2 separate regions of the Homo sapiens genome follow, and region 2 is linked to region 1. Evidence: chromatin contacts called from ENCODE Hi-C or POLR2A ChIA-PET data. All regions are on one chromosome and are shown on one strand. The core of a region is the stretch at or near the end of the contact, and the rest is flanking DNA. Distances in the headings are between cores, read along the strand shown. Region 1 overlaps PPP6R3 (protein phosphatase 6 regulatory subunit 3). Region 2 overlaps PPP6R3 (protein phosphatase 6 regulatory subunit 3).

The links. Hi-C counts contacts between places; a loop is a spot of excess contacts on that map. ChIA-PET counts read pairs that join two places held with the same protein, here RNA polymerase II (POLR2A). Pooled maps may share reads with other maps.
Region 2: a map of heart left ventricle shows a loop between it and region 1 (2.4-fold over the local background). The contact joins two enhancer-like sites. A Hi-C loop is called at or near these places in 5 of 168 maps with a recorded cell type or tissue (aorta, cardiac septum, gastrocnemius medialis and 1 more) and 2 of 50 pooled maps. POLR2A ChIA-PET finds 5 or more read pairs at or near these places in 7 of 52 experiments (CD8-positive, alpha-beta memory T cell, H1, T-cell and 4 more).

The regions. Positions count from the first base shown.
Region 1 is chr11:68,543,953-68,549,716 of GRCh38, forward strand. It overlaps PPP6R3 (protein phosphatase 6 regulatory subunit 3), which reads left to right. Exons shown (of 24, transcript NM_001164161.2): 4 at 886-1,072; 5 at 4,115-4,252. Among named protein-coding and RNA genes, the nearest start is that of PPP6R3, 86 kb to the left of the region's middle. RefSeq lists an enhancer at 1-299. Within about 2 kb of position 2,784, at least 4 of the 41 ENCODE cell types and tissues checked have a DNase peak (open chromatin) inside an H3K27ac peak, as active enhancers do; they include gastrocnemius medialis and heart left ventricle, where a contact is called at or near this core.
Region 2 is chr11:68,579,931-68,586,129 of GRCh38, forward strand. It overlaps PPP6R3 (protein phosphatase 6 regulatory subunit 3), which reads left to right. Exons shown (of 24, transcript NM_001164161.2): 15 at 3,113-3,199. Among named protein-coding and RNA genes, the nearest start is that of GAL, 100 kb to the right of the region's middle. RefSeq lists an enhancer at 3,852-4,352. Within about 2 kb of position 1,667, at least 8 of the 41 ENCODE cell types and tissues checked have a DNase peak (open chromatin) inside an H3K27ac peak, as active enhancers do; they include gastrocnemius medialis and heart left ventricle, where a contact is called at or near this core.

The sequences.
Region 1 (5,764 bases), core at 1,534-4,033:
TGTGTGGGTCCATATAGAGCAGGTGTCATGTTCTTAGCCGTGGGCCTTCTACAGGAGAGACAGCATGGTGAAGACTCATGGTGGGCTGACTTTGTGTCTGTGCTGATATCCAGATACTGGAAGGCTGATGTGGAGAGCACTAGTTTTGTTTTGTTTTGGTTTTGACACAAGGTCTCACTCTTGCCCAGGCTGGAGTGCAACAGTCATAGCTCTTTGTAGCCTCAAACTTGTGGGCTCAAGTGATCCTCTAATCTCAGCCTCCTAAATAGCTAGGACAACATTTTTTTTGTATACTGCTTCCTGCCTTGGTAGCCCAGGCTGATGTCCTGTTCCCCCCTTCATTATAGTAGGATGCTTACTCTCTTAAGATGTAATATAGACTTAGTACCATTTACAACCCATCTAAAGATAAAGGCTGGTCCAGGTCCCTACAGAGTGCCTTAAGTCATTACAAGGTGCTGCATGCAGTGCAGTTTCCTGGAAACCAGTGTCCTCCACAGTTGTCCGCAAGCTTTGCTGCTTCCCATGCCAGAGGAGGCTGTAGCCTGATGGCTCGTACGTCCAGCCGCTTTCCTCGCTGATCGTGGAGAAGGCCCGGGCCCTGCAGCATGACCTCTCTGGGCTTCTGAGTACTAGGTGCGCTCTAGTTTCTTCAGGGAAAATGTATTCTTGTTAAAGCTTGGTTTAAAAACAATTTTTTAGATAGTAGAAAATTTATTTTAGTCTGGAGGTAGGTTGAACAGAATGGATTGAAATGATTTCCTGATTTCCAGTAAACGATTTTATTTTTTTCACAAAATCTTGGGAAGCCTTTCTGATTTGTGTTTATCTTTATGTAATTAAACTGTTAATAAAGATGATGATGTAAATATCCTGTTCTTCTAGGTATCCAAATATATCTTGTGAGTTGCTCACTTCTGATGTCTCCCAGATGAATGATAGACTGGGAGAAGATGAATCCTTGCTAATGAAATTATATAGCTTCCTCCTAAACGATTCCCCTTTGAATCCACTACTTGCCAGTTTCTTCAGCAAGGTGCTAAGTATTCTTATCAGCAGAAAACCAGAACAGGTAAATATGATTTTCCAAAAGGTAAGTATTAGGGCTGATCATCCCCTTGAGGTGATCCCCCAGTACTTGTTGCTTTAAGAGTTCTAACTTTGCCTTAAGTTCAGGTTGTATAAGAGAATGTATTTTAAACCTTAAACATTCTAAGCACTCACATACTATTTGTATGTTAATGAATATTTCTAATATGGCATAATCTCAAATTTCACTTAATTTGTTAGCATACTTTAGTTTCCTCTTTTGAGAAGTGGGTAGAAGATGAGAATATTGGGTACCCATTTGTGAAGACAGGGCTTAACTAAGATGGCAAGTATAATAACTAAGCAGTTGAATATGTCACCAAACAATTGCTTTGTTTTGTTTTTCCCCCATTGATGATCAGAGATGAAGCTTAAACCAAAAACCTTTCCCACAAATGTAATTGGTGATTGGTTTGTACTAATGGTGATTCTGTTTTGATTCTACTCAAAACTTCTCCAGTGTCAGGCTTGAGACATCTGAGTGTATAGACTGCTGTGTACATTTGCAGCTGTGCTGTTCCTATCCAGTGTGGTTTGACAGAAACTTCACTTGGTTCTCTAAGTGTGGTCCCTGAACCAGCAGCCCCTCAGTATTACCTGAGAATTTGTTAGAAATGTAAGTTCTTGAGTCCTATTCCAGACCTGCTGAATCAGAAACTCTGAGAGATGGGCCCAGCAGTCTGGGTTTTAGCAAGCCTTCCAGCTAACTCTGATGCATGCTAACATTTGAGAACCACCGCTTTAGTGGATATTGTTGTGAAAAAGGATCTGCTTATCTGGAGATTTTAGTCATTTTATGGAAATAGGCACTCAGGGAACAACTAGAGCCTCAGATATTCAAGTATAAACTATAGCAGATTTGCCAGAATTGCAAGTATAGGTGTGATGATACGGGGCAAAAGTGGTCAAACCAGTTGGTCCTGCCATCCTTCATGATAGAAAATGGCTCTGGGTGACCCATTGTTGCTATCAGCACTTGTGGAAGGACTGGAGCTATTTTGGGCCCAGTGTGTCCTGTCCTATGCCAAGGCAAAGTGGATACATGCTTTATTTTAGAAAGAGATATTTCTTTCTTTCACTTAATGGAGTAGGATAAGCTTTCTAAGTTGATTGGAAATGAGATTCTTTTCACTTTGGTAATAATCCCCAAATCATGATTAATGTAGATTGTCTCTTTTTTTCTGCCTTCTAGTTAGAAATACAAGAACTGCTGGCTGTTTTAGGAGAGTGGAAGCCATCCTATCACCCTGATATTACCAGGCAGTTCTCAGGGATGGTTGTTGTAGCCATTATCCAGACATTATGCTTCATTGTGCTTTTTCTCCTCACTTCTGTGCTGTTGGAATCCAAGTTGGCGAGCCCCGATTTTCAGTGTACACATAAAGAGAGAGAATACACTTAAAACCTTGCCAGTTATGTTCTGAGACAAGAGCCCTTCGGCCTTTTGCTTGTTACACTTCCCTGTCAGGACTGTATGAATGATAGCAAGAGGATTCAGTGGCTGTGAGTTAAGATCAAACTTGGCATTTCTTTATCCTTTGCCAATTAGGAGTGTAAATAAAGGTTTTCTGTTATGTGATAGTATTAGTAGGGGTGTATGCAACTGTAAGGACAAAAATTGAGACTCAACTGGCTTAACCAATAAAGGCATTTGTTAGCTCATGGAACAGGAAGTCGGATGGTGGGGCATCTTCAGTGCTGCATGAGTCAGCACCCCAGCGGGGTCATCTGTGCCACAGGTCCCTGTTGACAGTGCTGTACTGTCCACCACACTAGCTGGGATTTATTCCTTTGGGCTCCAGGTTTGGTGTTTCTGGCACTGAATTACGGAATACTTGGGACACATGTGACTTTTTTCGTCCTTTCTCCTCTACTGTCCTTTTAAAAACTTGTGGGATCCAATTGTGAGTGAATTATTTATGTGTCATATCATTTCTTGAAGTTTTATATCATAATGCTTGACCTCATTGTCTAGAGAAGCAATGTGTGTTGGTTAATCCTGTATTTATACCTAATTGTATGAAGCAGTTTTAGTTGTCATTTCTGGCTATTAGACTTCATGTGGCATAATGGAAAGATTGTGGCTTTTGTGGCATACATATCCAATTTTAAATCCCAGGCAGCCACCTTTTAGCTCTGGAAGATAGTTTCTGAGCCTTGGTTTCCTCATCTCTAATGGGGTGTGGCGGTGGGGGTGAGTTATCCAACCCCCCACGCCCCAGAGCTTTTGAGAAATTTCAGTGAGATCCTGTTATATAGCAGCTGCGACACTCCCCCTGGGACTCGCAGAGGGTTTGGGAATAGATGACACGTGCGCATGGACAGAGGCAGAGGCAACAAGGCTGTATGGGACACAGGGATGCATGGGACAGAGTCATCTCCCTGGTCTCCCAGAGCAGAAGAGACCAGCAGCAGGGGCCTGATTTCCGTGGCCATTCTCACGTTCCTTCAGGGTAGCTCTCTGCCTCTCCACCAGCTGCCCTTCTTGTGCTAAGCTATTGGAGTAAATTGGTGAAGTCAAAATCAAAGGCGATGTTTGTGTAGCCAGGTGAGTTAGTTATTTTGACTAGAGTAGAAATCTTTGTTTTGAAATTTTTTTCTCATGCTTGTTAGAGTCCAGTTAGGATTTTGAATATTACTTATTTTAGTGCAAAATCTAACAGACATGCTTTATGTTCATAAACTGTAAAATGGTATATTCTCTTGCTCTTTATAGGCATATTAAATTTTTGATCACCATTCTTTGAGAATGAATAATGAAAGTGAATAGAAATAAAAGATTCTGTTAAGTTGTATTTGTATTAATGGACGTGCTAATTTAGGGGATTTTTTTCCAAGGGGTATTTTGAGTATTGTAACTATTAGCCAGGCTTTCCAATTTGATACCTTGTTGCTAATTCAGCATTTGCCATTTCTCAACCTAAAGTAGTGGTAGAATTTGGAGGAGTCGGGGTTGGGACTTAAAAGGTAAAGTTTATAGTTTCCAAGTTACATGTCTTTCAGTTTCTGATCTGTTCTTCTCTAGATTGTGGATTTCTTAAAGAAGAAGCATGATTTTGTAGACCTTATTATAAAGCACATAGGAACTTCTGCTATCATGGATTTGTTGCTCAGGCTCCTGACGTGTATCGAACCTCCACAGCCCAGGCAAGATGTGCTGAATGTGAGTAGAATTCTGACCTGCTGTTGACTGGGGTTAGGGTGCTGGCATGTGAGCCCACCAGGCTGCTGTGTGCTGGGAAGGAATGCATGGGATTAGGGTTGGTAGCAGAGGGTTGTCTGGGGAGCCGGTAACAGGGTGGGGAAGAAAGGTTGTTCCAAGATAGGAAGAGATCCAGATTTTGCAGAACTAGAATTTCAGATGGGCACATCCCTAGGTATGTAGGATGTTTTGTTGTGAGTATTTTTTCCTTTTGCTGGTTTGCTTTTTATGGGGGTGGTGAGACTTTATGGGTTGAGCATTTGTCTTGAAGCTGGTTCTGATGGTAAAAGCAGAAATGAGAGGGTTGGGAGCTCTAAGTCCCATTTGAGTATGTTATGAGGCCACGCTCTTCAGGGCCACCTCTGAAGGTCAAAACGGAGAGGTGTTGATGTATCCAGGGATTCAGGCTTCAGAAGTAATTCTCTTCTCATGGGTACAGAGGAGCAAAGGATAAGGAGAACAGAGTTTACTTTGAGAAGGACATATTTTAAAATGTAGACAGATGGTGATTTTTAGGATGTGTGCCTCTTGAATAGATGTCTCAGGTAGAATTTGGGTGGGAAGAGGGGAGGGTGTGAGTAACTTGAAAATAAGGTTTCTCCCAGGCTCCCATCTCTGCCTTCTCTTCTTGTCTTTTGTGTCTTTCCCTCTTCCTTTCTTTTTTGAGTTGGGAGTCTCACTCTGTCGCCCAGGCTGGAGTGCAGTGGCGTGATCTCGGCTCACTGCAACCTCTGCCTCCCAGGTTCAAGCAACTCTCTTGTCTCAGTCTCCTGAGTAGCTGGGATTATAGGTGTCCGCCACCACACCTGGCTAATTTTTGTGTTTTTAGTAGAGACAGGGTTTCACCATGTTGGCCAGGCTGGTCTCGAACTCCTGACCTCAGGTGATCCGCCCGCCTGGGCCTCCCAAAGTGCTGGGATTACAGGCGTGAGCCACTGCTCCCGGTCCCCCTCCCTTTCTTCCCTTTCTCAGAAGCTTTGCAGAACCATGCTTCAGTCTATCCGTCTTTAATACTAACCTGCAACCTTAGAACTTACTCATTTCTTTGGAAATGAGTTTTGTTGAGAATGCTAATTGTTATTTAAGACCTCAAGGACTAGGAGGGCCTATGAGGAGGAAGGTCTTTCAGGTGGTGCCCAGGGCAGGGCATGTTCCAGTGAGGTAGGGAGGTGTGCCAGGTGTGCATTTATGTGATGGTGTCAGGGCTGGATTTGTTGGTGACCCAGGCACTGTGATCACTGTGAGTAAACAGCTGGGTGTATCTAGTGGGTGTCCTGGGACTTGTCTGTTGGCAGGGACCTTAAATTGGGACACCTGTTTCCTTTTGGGTGTGTCTTTGTAGATGTATCTTTTCCCAAAAGAGGTTGAGGATTCTGGGGAAGACTGAGGACAGGGAGGGGGTTATCACCTTTATATTGGAATTATCATAGGGAGAGATTTATTCAGGATGGTTTACTGGAACCAGTTTATTCC
Region 2 (6,199 bases), core at 417-2,916, 35 kb after region 1:
GACAGAATTGCCTTTGTCACAATGTATCCTTGTCATGAAACAATGCATGACTGCGCGTGTTTCAGATGGTAAGTGCTAAGGAGCCAACGCATGGGAGGGAGTTAGGGAGTCTTTGGGGCAGGTGTACAGTTTAAAATCTGGTGTCAAGGAAAATCTCACTGGGAAGGTGCATTTGTGGAGTGGAGAGGGAAGAGCAAAATGCAGAGGACTCGAATTTGGGTTGTTCCTAGTGTGTGCAGGGACTTGCATGTTGTCCCGTGTGGATGTAACAGTAAGCAAAGGAGAGAACAGAAGGACTTGAGGCCAGAAAGGCGCCAAACAGCCAGATTTTCTACAGCTTTTTAGTCTATGGTAATTTTGATCTAATGAGAATTTGTTAGGTTTTGAACTAAAAAGTGCCATACCTTGATGTATATTTTTAAAAGATGGCTGTGGCTATTGGGTTGAGAACAGACTGCTAGGTGGGGCAAGAGCTAGGAGGAGGGAGACTGGGGAACTGCCAGCTGTGACATTAGTCCAGGTGAGGGGAGTGCTGGCTTGCACTGGGGAGCTGATAACAGACTTGGTGAAGGGCGATGGGTCTGGAGAGGGATTTTGGCTCCATTTTGAAGGTAGAGTGGACATGGTGGGTGGGCTGGAGGAAACAAGATGACCGAGGTTTCTAGTTGAAGAAGAGTGAAGGTGGCAGTGACTGAGCTGAAGATGCCTCAAAAGGAGTGTGTTTGGAAGTGTAGATCAGGAATTCAGTTTTGTATACATCTGAATAATGAACCAATGGGATTCTGATTAGCAAGTTTCCCCCATGGGTAAATAATCTTTTTTTTTTTTTTTTTTTTTTTTTTTTTTTTTTTTTTTTTTTGAGACAGAGTCTTGCTCTGTCACCCAGGCTGGAGTGCAGTGGCACGATCTCGGCTCACTGCAAGCTCCGCCTCCTGGGTTCACACCATTCTCCTGCCTCAGCCTCCTGAGTAGCTGGGACTACAGGCACCCGCCACCGTGCCCGGCTAATTTTTTGTATTTTTAGTAGAGACGGGGTTTCACCATGTTAGCCAGGATGGTCTCGATCTCCTGACCTCGTGATCCGCCCGCCTCGGCCTCCCAAAGTGCTGGGATTGCAGGCGTGAGCCACTGCGCCCAGCCTAGGTAGATCATCTTTTTAGCTCATTTTGTTAATGATTTCAGACTCAGATGGTGTAGGTAGAATCAGACTCACATCTTCCATTAATGTAATTATGAAGATGTGTGTGCATTGTGTTACTAATAAGTTGCTAAAACTAGTTTCATTTTGGAGAAAGCTTTTTTAAATATCTTCTAGTATTGCTTTGAGGATCCAGTTTAAGTAGAACATGCGAAGGGGAGGTCACAATGTCTGGCACATAGTAGTTCAATAAAAGTTAGTTTCTTTCTCATCTTTAATTAAAGAGTGTTAAAATCTTATTTTGTAGGAAAAAGCGAAAGTGTGAATGAGGATACATCGAATCCTATTTTAACTTAGACAGCAAGACTTGGCTAAGAGTCGCCAACTCTGTTTTGTCCTATTTTGCTCAGTTCTTTGCATGGCCTTCTATTTCTGTGCCCCACCATGGGGTTACACCCCTAAAACACACTGGCCCAGCATGATATGTGTGCTGGCTTGCCAGCCAAGTGGCCCGAAGCTCCTCTTGAGTGCACTGCAGTACAACCACTTGACTTGCTCTTTAACATAGTCCTGTGAGATGCCAGCTGCCATGACCAAGCAGTATTCCCACTCCTCCTCTACACTCTGGCAAGGCTTTCCTGGAACATCCCCATGCCCACATCTTTACCCAGTAACTCACTAAAGCCACTCTTGACTCAAGCAGGTGCCGTTCCTTGATCACGGAATCTACCTTTGATTTCATCAGGCCAGATTCACAAACAGAATGGGAGTGCTTTATCTATACCTTTGAGAGGATGGAGAGTGAAATAACTGGAAACACTGGGTTATCACAGCTTAATTTCATCCAGGCTTGGTGTCTTTACCAAAGATGGTTGGGGAAAGGAAGGGAGATTCATCTTGTTCAGGCAGTGATTTGCTCAGAATTTTACAAGACATACCCTATACAGACCTATTTGAATTCTACTGTGGGTTTATTGAACCAGTGTTGGAACAACTTCGCAAAACAGACCAGGCCAGTTAGGTACAGCCTCATGAGTTGGCAGGTAGCAGCAGCCCGTGTCTTCCCTAAGATGACATTCCCTGCCCAAAACACTTCTGTGAAAAGTACAGAATAAACAGCTCAGAGAATACAGTGTAAGTTACCCGCAGAAATATAGTACTTCTTTCTAGAAGTTTACAAACTGTCCATGTTTATCCCTTGCCATATAGCAATCACTACTATTAGTGCTGTACTTAATTATTTGTTTATCTGATTTCTAATTGTTAATGCTTCCCCCAAATATTGTGTGACATTTGTAATTAATAAAAATCACTTAACGATGAATTGGTGAGCAGTTCATGTTTGTGTTTTTGCTTAATTACTGAAAGTTGGTTGTAAGTTCTGGGGGCAGGGTGCACATTTTCAAGGGTAGATGATTTGGGGTCTTTTGTGAGTGGGAAGCTGTCGACTCAAGTCACATTTAGTACTACTAGACAGTGGTTTTCTTAGTGTGGGCAGGAAGTCCAAGAATTTGAAATGGTTATATTTAAACCTGACCTTTTGAGTGGCGCACTGGCGCACTGGTAATCCCTGGGGATTGCAGTTGGACCCTGCAGGCCCCGTACATAGAAAGGGTTTCTGTGTTTCATCTGTGCCATTACCTCTGTCTTTCTTTTTGTAAACATTTAATTGGAGGTGATTATCAAAATCACTTAAATGGAGTAACTCACCTTTCTTCTTGTCTGTTTTCTGGCGATGTCAGTAGTGAGGAGTGGAATAACTAGAAGGGAGTGGCAGGGCAGCAGCCTGGCCCGAGGGAAGGAAGGGTGCCCTTGACACATTGGGCGGGTTTGGCAGCTTAACTGTGACTGACTTTCATTTTTTTCTGTTACACGTTGAGAAAAAAACTAAATGTGATTTTTCCATAAAAATGCTGATACAAATGTCCAAAACTTTTCTATGTTAAATAGTCTTTTACATTTTTATGCATATAGGTTACAACCTGCCATATTCATTCATCCAGTGATGATGAAATTGACTTTAAAGAAACGGGTTTCTCACAGGATTCTTCTTTGCAGCAAGTGAGTCACGCCTAAAGCTTTGCTTTTTGTTTTTATTTTAAATGCTTAGTTTAGTTGCCTTTTATGAATCAGCTTCAGAGTCAGATTATGTATTAGAATGTGATTTGGGGTTACTTATTAGTTAGACCAAAGCATTTAAAATAGGAAGTGCTGGGTAAATGAAAGATAGATTTGTATTGGTTATGTTTCAAGGGATTGTTCCATCCCTGATAACAGTGATGAGTCAAGTACATTTTCAGAAGATTTGAATGAACTGAATAGTTAAGAAGGCATCTCACACATGCTTGTTACACAGACCTTTACAATAGTTGAGTTGTTGCTTAAAGATTTGTGTAGTAGAGATCTGCTGGTAAAAATAATAGAAATAAGACGTTTAAAATGTAAGTAAAAGTAAACTCTCACGAATACCCCTGATGTAAGTTCTATTATAGTTACATCTAAAGTAAATTTTTAGTTGAAGTAATTCATTGCAACCCCTCTCTGCCTGCCCCTGAATTTATCATCTCCCTTTACCACCTGCTTATAATCTTTGTGGGGGAAAGCCTCGATATGAATAATAAATGTACTGATTTATCATCCATTGTTAGTTCTTGGAGAAGTGACAAATGATTTCACTTCTCTACTAGGTATGGGAGTGAAAAACAGAAGCCCTTTTGCAGGCTATCAGCTTTTCATATGGAGAAGTTGTCCTTAGCCAGGACCAGAATGCCTTGGCTTACATGTTGCTTTGGTGCAGCAATAGAATTAACGGGGACACCTTCCCACCCAGCACAGAATGTTGTTGCTTGGCTTCTTTTTTTTAGTCTCTAAGCTTCGTCTTAGATGAAGCTTCACATGCTTATGCTGGCCCTGTCTTTTGGCTTGTAAGTCTTACACCTGTCATATTCCAGTATTGGTTGAGCTAAGCAATTGTTTGATTTTAATACTCAGACAGTTTAGAGTTTACCTTTCCCAAATAGGTCTGAAGTAGCATTTCAGCATTTGGCTGACTTCTCTGTTGATTCTTGACACTTCTGCCTTTGACAGCAGATTTCCGGAGGTTAGGGTCAGGAAGTAGCCAGTCCCTAGGGGGCACTGTTGAGCAGCTCTCACAGCTTCCTGCCTTGGCTTGCTATTAGGCTGCACGGGCCGTGGCGGTGGCCCACCATGGCTCATTGTGAGCCCTCGTGCCTGCAAGCAGCCCTTTTCCCAGAGCGCTCTGGTATTGTCCCAGGAAGCACCTGGACAATGGGCTCTCCCTCCACTGAGGCACCTGTAGAGTACTGAAATAGTCCACCCAGTTGGCCATGAACCTGAGTGCTGTACATTGGTCCACCCCTAGAATGAAGCTTGATGATATCAAATGTAAATTATCAAGGTAATTTTGTACCTGTTGAAATACAGCTTTAAGAAAAAGAACACCTTACTAGTAATAATGATAAACTTGGAACTTCGGCTGTCAATTTAGTCTAGATTTGGTTAAATTTAGGCATTTGGAAAGTGGATTCCTTTATTTCTCATGATATCTGGTTCCAGGGTCATACCTGTTCTGGGGAGAGTTTTCTTACATTATTTTGTTTGTTTGACCGACAGCTCACGTGCGTACGAAGCCATTTCATTCACAAAACTAACTTACAACAGCCCTTGCCAAGCTCTTAGCTTGCAGAATTTACCCACTTCATATGAACTTTTCAAAGTGGAAGAATAATTACTCTTTTCTGATTGACAAGCTTCCAGTACATTTTTCTTTGCATGTTTAAACCAATCATGGATCATTTTGAAAATAAATACACTCCAAAGCACTTCTTAAAATTTTGAGAATGCAAAAAAGGTCTTGGTTAATTTATTAGAGTTTCATCATAGCCTCCATTAAGATCAGAATATTAGTTTGTAGACTTGAACTTCAAGTTCTCATTCACGTTTGAGGTTGGGCATCATGTTGATAAAGTCCCCGAATGTAGAGAGCTCAGGGCAGATAATTTAACCAGGTAACCCAGCCACGTCACCAGTGGGGAGTGCCTCCAGGCGTTTGTGCCCTGCCCATTTGCTTCTCCCTTTAGCCTTGTCTGGTCTCCTAAAGTCTGGTGTTTGACTCCCCACCTCCCTGATTCTGCCTTATAGAGTTTGGAGGGTGAGGCCCCCATGGAGGTCTGGAGAATTCAGACTGACTGCCGCATATGGGCTCTGAAACACTGACTCATCATTTCCCACTACCTCACATCACATACGGGCTTGCTGGTAGGCAATTAGGCCACATTTAGTTGACCAGTAGTTTCTGTTGCCTGGGTGGCATTACTGTTAAGAGATTTGCTTAAAGTGGTTGGCTCACTTCTCAGTGACTTGAACAGTTTCTGACTTTGGCCAGGATGACAGTACTAGGAAAGTGTGCTTTTTAAAAATAATTATACAGCTATATTGTGCTTTCCAGATATAGGTTTCTCAGAGTTCAAAGCACTTTTTATATACCTTTAAATAGGATACAATAACAGTCTTCACTTACATATATTTGTAAGTTTTGGTAGCTTTATTAGTAAAAATGAGATTTGAAATGTGAAGTTCTTTGCTAGAAGCTGTAATTGACTTAGAACTAATGAGGATTACATCTGATCATTTTCCTTTTTTCTGTGCATTATTGCATGGAAGTTACTAGTGTCTGTGTCAGTTGCTATGTATCTCTCCAGATGGATGAATAGATAAATATATATCTGTATATGTATTCTGTATGTACATGTATGTATGTATACATTCATATTTAGTATTTGCATTCTATTTTTGAAGCATTTAAAATATAACAACATTTTGGGGAATATTTCTTCCCCTTTACACCCAGGAGAATCACATTAGGATCACTAGAGGTATAACAGTTTTGAGAGAGCTGGCTGCGATGGCATGCACCTGTAGTCTGGCTGCTCTGGAGGCTGAGGTAGGAGGATTACTAGGAGGTAGGAGTCTAGGAGTTTGAGTCTAGCCTGGACAACATGGCAAGACCCTGTCTCTTAAAAAAAATTTTTTTTTGGAGGG